Regions from separate parts of the Homo sapiens genome. Here region 2 is linked to region 1. A link is an interaction called in ENCODE POLR2A ChIA-PET data of the cell type or tissue named here. Cell type or tissue: OCI-LY7. All regions are shown on one strand. Each heading gives the region's core, and the rest is flanking DNA. Links, peaks and the distances in the headings are about the cores only.

Region 1 (5,394 bases), core at 140-5,139:
GCCATGACTCTGCTCTTCATCAAAACTAGCAAATCAACCCCCAGGTTCAACTGCTTCATTGGGTCTTAATTTCCTTAAGAAGTCTCCTGTGTCGTGTCAAACTTATATTAAATAAATTCATATGCTTTCATCTTGTTAATCTTTCTTTTAATATGGGGCCGCAGCCAATGAACTTAAGGAAAAGTTCATTTGGAGCAGAAGGAAAAGATATTTTTTGTCCCCCACATAATCAATAATATATGAAATAATAAGTGTAAAATTACTTTGTAGGTGACGCAGTGCTCAAGTAGTTCTGCTTTTGTCATCACTTTAAAAATCATAGTGACATGATTATTTGGCATTATTATTTGGTCTTTGGCGTGGAATTTTGTCAGAAGTTTTTTGAAATCCTCAGTAATGTCTTTCAGATCTTTTGGTCTGTTCTTCGTCCTTTAAGACATGGGTTCTTTTTATAAACGTTGGTTGTCTCTGCCACCATGCTGTGCTTGTCTAAGAATCCAGTGGTCTGACACCGGACTTGTTTGTACACAACTGGTGCCACACCGGTACTAGCATTTCTTCCGGGACACACAAATGAGAATGGGAGAAAGTTTTTGGAAGGTCAATTTTGATTCAACATATGGAAGAATGTCCTAAGTTGCCCAAAACAGATTGAAAAAATGGTGTTTATGTAAACTTCATTTACATAGTTTTACATAAAACAAATGATTTGACTTACAAGATAGTCCTTTATTCTGAGATCATATCTTATCAGTTTTTTTGGTAAGAAAATATTTTTTCTTTTAGAAATTATGACATTAGTGAATTATAGCAGTTTTATTTAAATGTCCTTACTCGGCAAAATAAAGGCTGAAAACACATTATTTGAAATTTTATAGACCCAGATGTCCATAAAGTCTGACAACCCCCGTTCCCCTAACTGCTCAACTCTGTTCCAAGCATCACATGATGTCAGATTTTCAAGTTGTTTATCTTGTTAAAAAATAAGAAGGAAAAATTTATTTGAATAATTTTGGAAAATTGTTTGCATATATTGATTTTTACTTTCTGGCTTATTCGGGTATTCTGCCTTTTCTAAGAAGAAAGTTTATTCCCTAAGAGGAAAGAAGCTAACGTGAATGAATCAGGAGAAGGAGAACCAAACCTAGTTAGCTGCACAAACTAATGAGAGGTGTTTGCTTATTCTGGTTCTTAGTTTTATAGTCTGAAAAATAAGGAAATGAGAAAGTGGTAAGATCTATTTTAGTAATAAAATTCAATTGAAAAACATAGTGTATATGTATGTATATATATGTATGTATGTGTATATGTATCTATAATATACACATATATACATATGTGCACTATACACATGTTTGTACAACATTGTATTTTGTGAGAATTAATCATTTTTGCTAATATTAGAAACTCAATCTATGAAACTCTGAAAACTTCACGGGGAATTAACACTTCAGGGAGTTTTTTTTTTTTTTAAACCCAAGGTCTTTTAAATCTTGGAAACTTGGGGAGTATAAGAATATTGCCAATATTTGCAAGGTGAAAAGAAATTGGACTATAAGGTATGATTGGAAATTTTTTATGAGCACCAATTTGCTGATGGGCTAATAAGCATTTACATTTGCTGATCTTGTAGTTAGCTGTTTAATTACTCAATTTGTGCATGCAAATGGCATCGTTTGAGTATAAATGGATGCAGGTGCAAATCTGCATGACTAGTATTAGAGTCTTATTTGAAACTTGCTCATGATCCTTCATTACTCTATACAGTACTTGAAAAATCAACCCTGGTTTTCAAAAATAGTCCTGAAACAAAGTAAAATCCTTATGGGCAAGATCATGTTTTTAATGTGATCACTCTCCCTAGATTTCTGTTTTGGGATTTTCATTTTTTATTTATTTGAGACAGATTCTCACTCTATCGTCCAGGCTGGAGTGCAGTGGTGTAATCATAACTCACTGCAGCCTTGGCCTTTCCAGTTCAAGCAATCCTTCTGCCTCAGCCTTCCCGAGTAACTGACACTACAAGCACACACCACCACACCTGGCTAATTTTTTGTATTTTTTGTAAAAATGGGGTTTTGCCATGTTTCCCAGGCTGGTTTCAAACTCCTGAGCTCAAGCGATCTGCCTGCCTCAGCCTCCCAAAGTGCTGGGATTACAGGCGTGAGCCACTGCAGCCAGTTGGGATCTTCTAAAGCTATTGTCTTACGGTGATGTTCATAGCTAATTTATAATAGCTTGAAAAAATAATGTGTTATATTTAGAGTTGTTAACATAAATTCTCAAGAATATTTTGTATCTTAGGGACTCAAAATCAAAATCATAAGAATATGACTAAATGCAGTGAGAAATCCAATTTGGCAATGCATTTTCTAGATTTCATAGATTTTCTCTGCATTACTCAGCCATTATATCTTGTGTTATGATACACTGTTAAACTAGATATCACAAATAACTCAGTGGTCACCATGTTAGAAAAATGTAACGGGGAATATCAAGTCTATACTACAGAATTTGGTACTCATAATACCTAACGTTGGGGGTGCTTTGAAGCTTACAAAACACTTACCTACATACGTTATCTTGCTTGATCCTACGACTTTCCAGTGAGCTTGACCCCTATCTTAGAGATGAGAAAACTGAGGCTTAGTGAAATAAAATTAATAGCTGTGATTTCACAAATACTAAGTTGCACAGCAGGATACTCTGTTTCATATTCTGACCTATTTCAATTATTCTACATTACTTTGATTTTATTGTTTGCTCTTGATTTGGCATGCTAATTTCCGTGACCTTCCCTCTCGCTTCAATGTTACAAAACTCTTAATTGTAAAGAGCATAGTTTATTCTTAGCTTTAGGTACAATGCTGAGGATAGATCTGCACACTAATGAAACACTCCCAAAATACTTGTCCTTTGTTTATGATGAGGGAGGTAAAGACTTGGTAACTAAGCTATGAAATTTAACTCATCAGTTACCTTTAATGAAGTTGGGAGTTAAATCTTGGCCTTCCTCAGTAGCCTCATGCTTCTAGCTTGTGCCTGCGAGGACAGTAGGAAAACCTTGCCCCAGAATGTAATGAGGAATGACTGGCAGAGACGGCCTGAGATATACATTTTAGCAATGCAGAATGTACTCAAGATGTGATAAAGGCATTTTCATCTCTGACATATCCAGGTATCCTCTAGTTAATAAGACTGGCATCTTTTCAAAATAGAAATTATGGAAGTGAGGACTGTAAAAACTCCAGAGCAATCTCATAGATAACGGATTCTCATCCACAAACATATGATTCCCTTATTGGAACAGGAGCCTGAGGCATTTCCATTTCTCTACTCTGAAGAAATCCTTCCTTCTTGGGAAATCAGCTCTGATATTCTCATCAGGGTACTTTCACCTCAACATCTAATTTGCTTCTAAAATGCAAGATTGAATAAATAGCTCAGGTTGTTTAAGAAAATATTTCTGGAGGGAATAAATATTCTCAGCTCTTGCTAATCAAGCTGTTTTTATTGTGCTCTCCGGAGTCCAGGCTCAAGGCTTTACCAAATGCCTTTGCAGAGGGCCGCATAAGGAAGATGACCTAATAACCTTGGTTCACAATTTCCCAGGCAAGCATGCCCCTAGGATAGGAGAGGCCACATTTCCATATGCACAGTCAGGAGTTTATGTGAAAACTCCTCTAACCTTCTGGGCTGCTCTGCCCAGTTCGCACTGGAGGCAGGCAATGGGGTAAGTTGGGAAAAGGACGCTCTCTACTTTCAGGATCCTATGGTTTCTCTTCTTGGCCCATCTCAAGGCTCCCAGAGGTGCTGCTTGCTTGCTGATATACAACCTGCTTGTCACTGGGCTTGGTTGGAAGGATTTATAATGAGATGGCTCATTTATTCAATTGACACTAACGGAATATGATGCTAAGAAACTGCCAATAAAAATAATAACAGCAGGCTGGGCGCGGTGGCTCACGCCTGTAATCCCAGCACTTTGGGAGGCCGAGGCGGGCGGATCACGAGGTCAGGGATCGAGACCATCCCGGCTAAAACGGTGAAACCCCGTCTCTACTAAAAATACAAAAAATTAGCCGGGCCTAGTGGCGGGCGCCTGTAGTCCCAGCTACTTGGGAGGCTGAGGCAGGAGAATGGCGTGAACCCGGGAGACAGAGCTTGCAGTGAGCCGAGATCCCGCCACTGCACTCCAGCCTGGGCGACAGAGCGAGACTCCGTCTCAAAAAAAAAAAATAATAATAATAACAGCAGCAGTGGTTATTGTGTTTTGACACCACTCTCCAGACACTGGTAACTACGTGTTATTTAATTCCCATAGCAATCATCCTACAGGTAGAAAAATGGAAACATTGAGGTTTAAGTATGCGAAAGAAAAACAGAATCTCAGGACCCCAAACTCACTATGCCAAAGGGAAAGTTAACTTGGTAACTGAGCCATGCAAAAACTATCTTCCTTTTGTTCCCAAACAGATAGCTGTAATTTCACATGCTTACTTTATCTTATGAAAAATGTAGATTTACCGAGCCACAAGAAGAATTCATAATTGACATTCCCTCACTCCCTCCTTTTTATATGTAAAATGTAGATTCACTGAGCACTAATCAGAGCCTTATCAGAATGTAATCACTTGCCTCATTGCCTGCCCCCCTCCTTTTTTTTCTTCCCCTCCTGCTTGCTCTTTCCTCTTTAAATATTGAAGTTCCCCAAATCTTCTTTATAAAAAGCACAGGTCATAGATGCTATTGTGACTTGTGTTGCTTTTTTCTGGGTGCATCCTCAACCTTGGCAAAATAAACCTCTGATAGATTGAGGTCTGCTTCAGTCACTTTTTGGTTTACAGTCTTGCCAGAATTCACATGGAAGAATCAGATATTGCACTCAGACCTGCCTGACTCTAAGCCAATGCTCTAATCGCTAGGCCATGCTAATCTTGAGTTTGACAGACAGACTTCTTAGAGAAAAATATGTATGTATATTTAATTGGGGGAAAATATCTGCCTCTAACGTTTGGTAGCTTTTCCTATCAGGTAGTTGCAGACCAAATGGATAAATATGAGGGGCTTTTCAAAAGGCAGAGGGAAAGAGTCTAGCTCCTTTTTGCAAGATGTGCATAAACAAAGGTCTCAGTACTTCATGCCACTTTAAAAATGCTCCCTCCTGTCTCCCTGCCATTTTATTGTGACTGACCTCCTGCATTCTTCCTTTAGATTCCAGCAAGCTCCAGCTGCTTCTGTTCCTGGCTTTGTATGCCAGTGTGGATGTGGCTCCCTCTGCCCAGACTGCCTGCAGCCAAATTCTTTCTCATGAGAATTACTGATTCTTCAAAGTCCTGTTCTGCTGTCATCTCCTCTGGGTAGCCTCCTCTGAGCTCTCTAAGTAGGTGCTCA
Region 2 (5,394 bases), core at 250-5,249, 230 kb before region 1:
TGTTTTATTTATTTATTTATTTATTTGAGACGGGGTTTTGCTCTTGTTGCCCAGGCTGGGGTGCAATGGTGCGATCTCAGCTCATCACAACCTCTGCTCCCAGGTTCAAGTGAGTCTTCTGCCTCAGCCTTCCTGAGTAGCTGGGATTACAGGCATGTGCCACCATGCCTGGCTAAAATTTTGTATTTTCCTTAGTAGAGATCAGTTTTCTCCATGTTGGTCAGGCTGGTCTCGAATTCCTGACCTCAGGTGATCCACCCGCCTTGGCCTCTCAAAGTGCTGGGATTACAGGTGTGAGCCACCGCGCCTGGCCTAATTTTTTGTATTTTTAGTAGAGACGGGGTTTCACCGTGTTAGCCAGGATGATCTCGATCTCCTGACCTCGTGATCCGCCTGCCTCGGCTTCCCAAAGTGCTGGGATTACAGGCGTGAGCCACTGTGCCTGGCCCGAAAGGTGAATGTTCTTTGCCTTATTTTAAACTTTATTGTAATAAATTCACTAATGAAGCAGGCAGAGAAGATGTAAAGGACACTTCATTAGTAATGCTATATTTCATATACCTGCTGTATTTTGGGAGCATTATTGCTATCATTTGGTTTGTTGGATCCCTCCAAATCTCACGTTGAAATTTGATCCCCAGTGTTGGAGGTGGGGCTTAATGGGAGATGTTTTCAGACATGGGGGTGGATCCCTGACACAGGGCTTGATGCCCTCCTAGTGATAATGAGTGAGTTTTCTATTAGTTGCTGTCAGAGCTGGTTGTTAAGAGCCTGGCACCTCCCTCCTATCGATTTTCTTGCTGCTTTGTCTTGCTTCCTCGCTTACCATGTGATCTCTGCACATGCTGGTTCTCCTTCACCTTCACCCACAAGTGGAAACAGCCTGAGGCCCTCACCAGAAATAGCTGCTGGTACCATGCTTCTTGTACAGCCTACAGAACTGTGAGCCAAGTAAACCTCTTTTCTTCATAAATTACCCAGCCTCAGGTATTCCTTTATAGAAAAATAAATGGACTAAGACAGTTGTTAAATAACCTTATTTTGTTGACTAAAAGTAATTAGTATTTTATGACATTTATTTATTATGGCTGTTAACATTACAATTTATCCTGGCTAATTTCATCAGTAAACACTCTTATGAAATGATACTGTAGTTTACTTTCAACCAAGAATTGGTTGACTTTGATACAGTAATTAGATTAGGATTCCCACGTCAGATTTTCTTTCAAAAATAATTCCTATTATTATGTGGAAGCCTCCTTTTCTGATTTTTTTCTCTTATTTTCTAAGAACATAATATGTAAATGGATGTATAATGAATATTTGTGGCAAAAAGCATTTGTCTAAGAAGAATTAAGTTGATTCAGCTGTTAAAGGGGTCTTAGTTGTTAGAGCTTTTTGGCGGTTTATTTGCTATAATCAATAGACTTATTAATACTTTTAATTTTAGCCTAATAGTACTAATAGTCACATTTTGACTAACTATTGGGCCAGTTTTTCTTTGTCATTCATTGGTAGTTGAGTCTCTGTAGCCTTTATACTGCCCTATTTTTGGTTTGCCACATTTTAAATCTCAAACTGCCTATAATTTATACTGTTAGTCTTTGGAAATAAGTTTGAATTGACTATTCTGCTAAACTCATTTTAATGACCATGCTCCCTTGTGATGAGCTAAATTTATTTATTATTGTGTTGTCGTATTAATTTTTTTTTTTTTGAGACAGTCTCACTCTGTCGCCCAGGCTGCAGTGCGGTGGCTCAGTCTCCACTTACTGCAACCTCCACCTCCCGGGCTCAAGTGATTCTCCTGCCTCAGCTTCCTGAGTAGCTGGGATTACAGGCAAGATTAATGTTTTTTATTTGTAATCAATTTAAGCCTAATACATGTTCTAATAATTTTTGTATTTCATATATGGATAAATTATAATAATTCTTTTAAAGTGAAAGTATTGATGAGAGATACTTTTTTTTGGAATAGCTCATTTTAAGCCCCTGATACTTGATATGGATAAAATATTTTCAGTGTTTAATAAAATGTTGAAATATATTTAACTTTACTAATTTGAGCCCTGCCAATTATAATACTTTAGAAAAAGTGAAAATATAATAGTACATTTATAAGGCTTTTAAGTATTCACAAAATAGTCATTTCCCAGTAGATGTTTTTCAGCTCTTATGATACAGTGTTTTCTTTTTCTTTTGGCCATGTATTGATCAGAATTAGTCATTAACTTTACTAACAACTGGATTTAGTTTGTCAGCCTTGATGGTTTGGTTACACAGATGTAGCTATTGTGTCAACCCCACTGTTTTAAATATGTTCCTATGCCAGGTGAAATTTGATCCCTTTAAGCAAATTTCTGTTAAACACTTTGTGTCAGTTTCAGTAACGTTTCCCCAATGAACATTCCTACTGTACAAAATTTTACATATGTGTATTTACATATTTATACTTTTTTCACAAATGTGGGAATTTAGGATACTATGTTTGTAAAAATTGGGCAATTTTTCTTGAAGATAATTTTTAAAATTACAGCAAAACATAGGGCCCTGAGAAGAAGAGGTAAAATATATGGAAGAGCAAGTATGTATAGATAATTTTGTAACGTAACCTTGAGAGAAATATAGAAAACTGAGACAACATAAGCCAAAGGAAAGGAATTGGGATGTAAAACCTTTAGGGTAGAGCAGTGCTCTGCTGTGGTCATTTATGCCTTGGCATTAAGTTCTTTTGAATATAAAACAATGCATTTAGAAGGATTTTAAGACTATATCACAGTGCACTGGCATTTTCTTCTTCAATTTTCCAGGGCTAAATAAGGTAATTGAATAATAAAACTTAAAAGCATTTTTCATTTCATGAAGATCCAAGAAAAAATATTTCATAACAATTTTTATTTACAAGAAGGAAAAACATATTCATAAGAATCTTAGATGATTAGTAGGTTAATGAAATAAAAAGTTTGTTAGGAAGAAGGAATACTAGTTATTGAACAATGCCAATTTTTTCTATTTAAAAATATTTAAAATGCCATTAGTTGATTTATTTAATGAGCCATCAGCCTTTATTTTAGATTCACTATAACTCTGATCTCCTAAACCTGCTTTTCCTATCAGGTCTTAAATATTTCATCCCTGCTTTCTTTTACAATATAGTTTTTGGGAATGTAACTATCATGTTGATAAGTAATGCTAGGTGAAGGAAAAAGTTAAAACAACTCCAATGCTAGGCAGTGATATACCATAGAAAAATAAATGAGCCAAAGATAGGGGAAGTGATTTTTTTTGGAGGAAGAAAACAGAAATGAGAACAAGAGGACATGGATGACTGCTGAAAAACTGACCAAGTTCCTCTTCAGTCTTCTAACAGAATTTGGAAGATGTTCTTAGCATGCAACTGTTGGTTGAAAAAAACCCAAATGTACAAGGGCCATCAGTTCTTAAAAGTGGAATAGTGCATAGAAAGCTTATTGACACAACATAGCAGTTTGATGAAATGGACTGAAGCCATTTCTGTGGAGTGGACTCGTGGAAAATGTGATGCCTGATTCATAAAATTGTACACAGTTGAATGTTGCTATATAGGTAAGGTTTTGCAAACTCAGGACTCTCAGGAAACATCAAAGGTATATAGTTGGCACACTTAATTTTAGATATGTGTGATACGTTTGTGATTTTTTTTAAAAAAATATTTCCAGGAATGCTTAAGAAGATTATACCACCTCATGCTATAAAATAAAACTAACTTGGAGAATTCAACAATGTTTGCTGTTTTAATATGCATCTTACAAAGATAATTATAAACACTGAGAGTATTTACTGCAATGCCCTGAATATAGTATGCCTAAAGAATTTTCTGTATAAAAATAATTGTATTTATTTTAGTTAAAAATTGAGTAAAATATACATGCATCAAAATAATTTCTAGGTAGACCAAAGTGATATATGTAAAGAAAGACAAAATCAAAAATCAGGAAATTGCTGGTGAATATCTAATCTCGGGATAGAAAAATATTTTTTTAAATCACAAAAGCAATCAGTAATCAAAAGAAAAGATGACTGATAATTATTACCATATAAATATTTTTAAACTCATGTGTTAACAATTTATAGAACAAATAAGTTCGAGAAAATGTTTGTCCTTAGCATGTCAGTTAATTAAAATAAAACACAGAAACTTCATACAGTTCAGCAAAGGACATCTTGATTTGTGCTTTGGAGAATCTATTGAGTTTTTTTGGTTACTGAGTAATAGTTTAGTTAGATGTGTTGCTATAGCTATACATTCTTCCATCTTATGTTTTCAAAATATTAAGTGTCCTCATTTATTTTTTGTGTAATTGAGAATAAACTGAAATCAAGTAATACACATTCTCTCATAAAAATAAATATACTCGGTCATTGAATTGTAAAGTGTGGATCCCAGGATGATATCATCATCACCTGGAAACTTGTTAGAAATACACATTCTTGTCCCCTGACCAAAATCTATTGAATGAGAAACTCTGAGGGTGAAGCCCAGCATTTTAAAATCTAAAAATCCATGTTTTAACCCATTTGGGGATACTAAATAAACTGCTGTAGTCCTTCAATAAGCCCATCACACATTTTCACCATGTCATCTATAGGCACTTTTTCTACGGTGTTAACATCATCTTCATCATCACTATTATCATAATCACCTTGATTAAGAACCATTTTGGCTATTTCCCCATGGATCAATGAATGAATAATTAGAGCCGCATTATTGCTGGTAAAAACTTACATGACATCTGTTTCTTCCATCTTACTGCCAGACTCTGAAGGTGTATTTTTTTGTATATGTATGGAGGTCAGACATTATTTTTTTTCTCATGTGACATATAGAAACCTTCAAAGTCACCACTTTGTTCATCACCATCACTGAACATAGTTATAGCCCAGAGGTTGTGCCAGGCATGCACAACTGTGTATTTGTCACTGTATTCCAAACATGGGCATTCTTCGTGCTAAACTCCTTTTGAAAACTTTCCACACTCATGCCTCTGTTCACTGTTGCTAGCATGCTGATCAAGAAACTTTTTATATTTATTCTTTATTGATCCAAGAACACCCTAGTCACATGGATGAATTAATGAAGTCACAATTAGGGTAAAATACATGACCTAAACATTTTTAATGAGAATTTCTGCTGGATGATGAGCAGAATCCTTATCAAGCAGTGCCAAAATCTTGCAGTCGTTAATCATTCAGTCTAGATTCCCTACAGCAAGCAAGAGCCACTAGTACCAAATGTTTGTGAAACCAATCAGAAAAGATATCCCTAATTCTCTATGCCTTTTTGTTAGCATAATAATTTACTGGAAAGAAATTTACTCCTTGAAAACAACAAGGATATAAGCTTTTGTCTATCAT

What was found. ChIA-PET counts read pairs that join two places held together with the same protein. Peaks named below come from ENCODE experiments on the same cell type or tissue, not always from the same donor. Only the 100,000 strongest peaks of a DNase experiment are listed, where the experiment ranks them.
Region 2: POLR2A ChIA-PET joins it to region 1 with 5 read pairs; 3 of 35 experiments call an interaction of 5 or more read pairs at or near these places.

What each region holds. Positions count from the first base shown.
Region 1 is chr13:33,770,650-33,776,043 of GRCh38, forward strand. No RefSeq gene overlaps it. Among named protein-coding and RNA genes, the nearest start is that of RFC3, 45 kb to the right of the region's middle. In OCI-LY7, for the core only: no CTCF peak of the experiment used is centred there; no DNase peak of the experiment used is centred there.
Region 2 is chr13:33,544,947-33,550,340 of GRCh38, forward strand. It overlaps a transcript of STARD13 not described here. Among named protein-coding and RNA genes, the nearest start is that of LINC02344, 210 kb to the left of the region's middle. In OCI-LY7, for the core only: no CTCF peak of the experiment used is centred there; a DNase peak (open chromatin) is centred at 3,345; H3K4me3 peaks cover 572 bases; H3K27ac peaks cover 2,180 bases.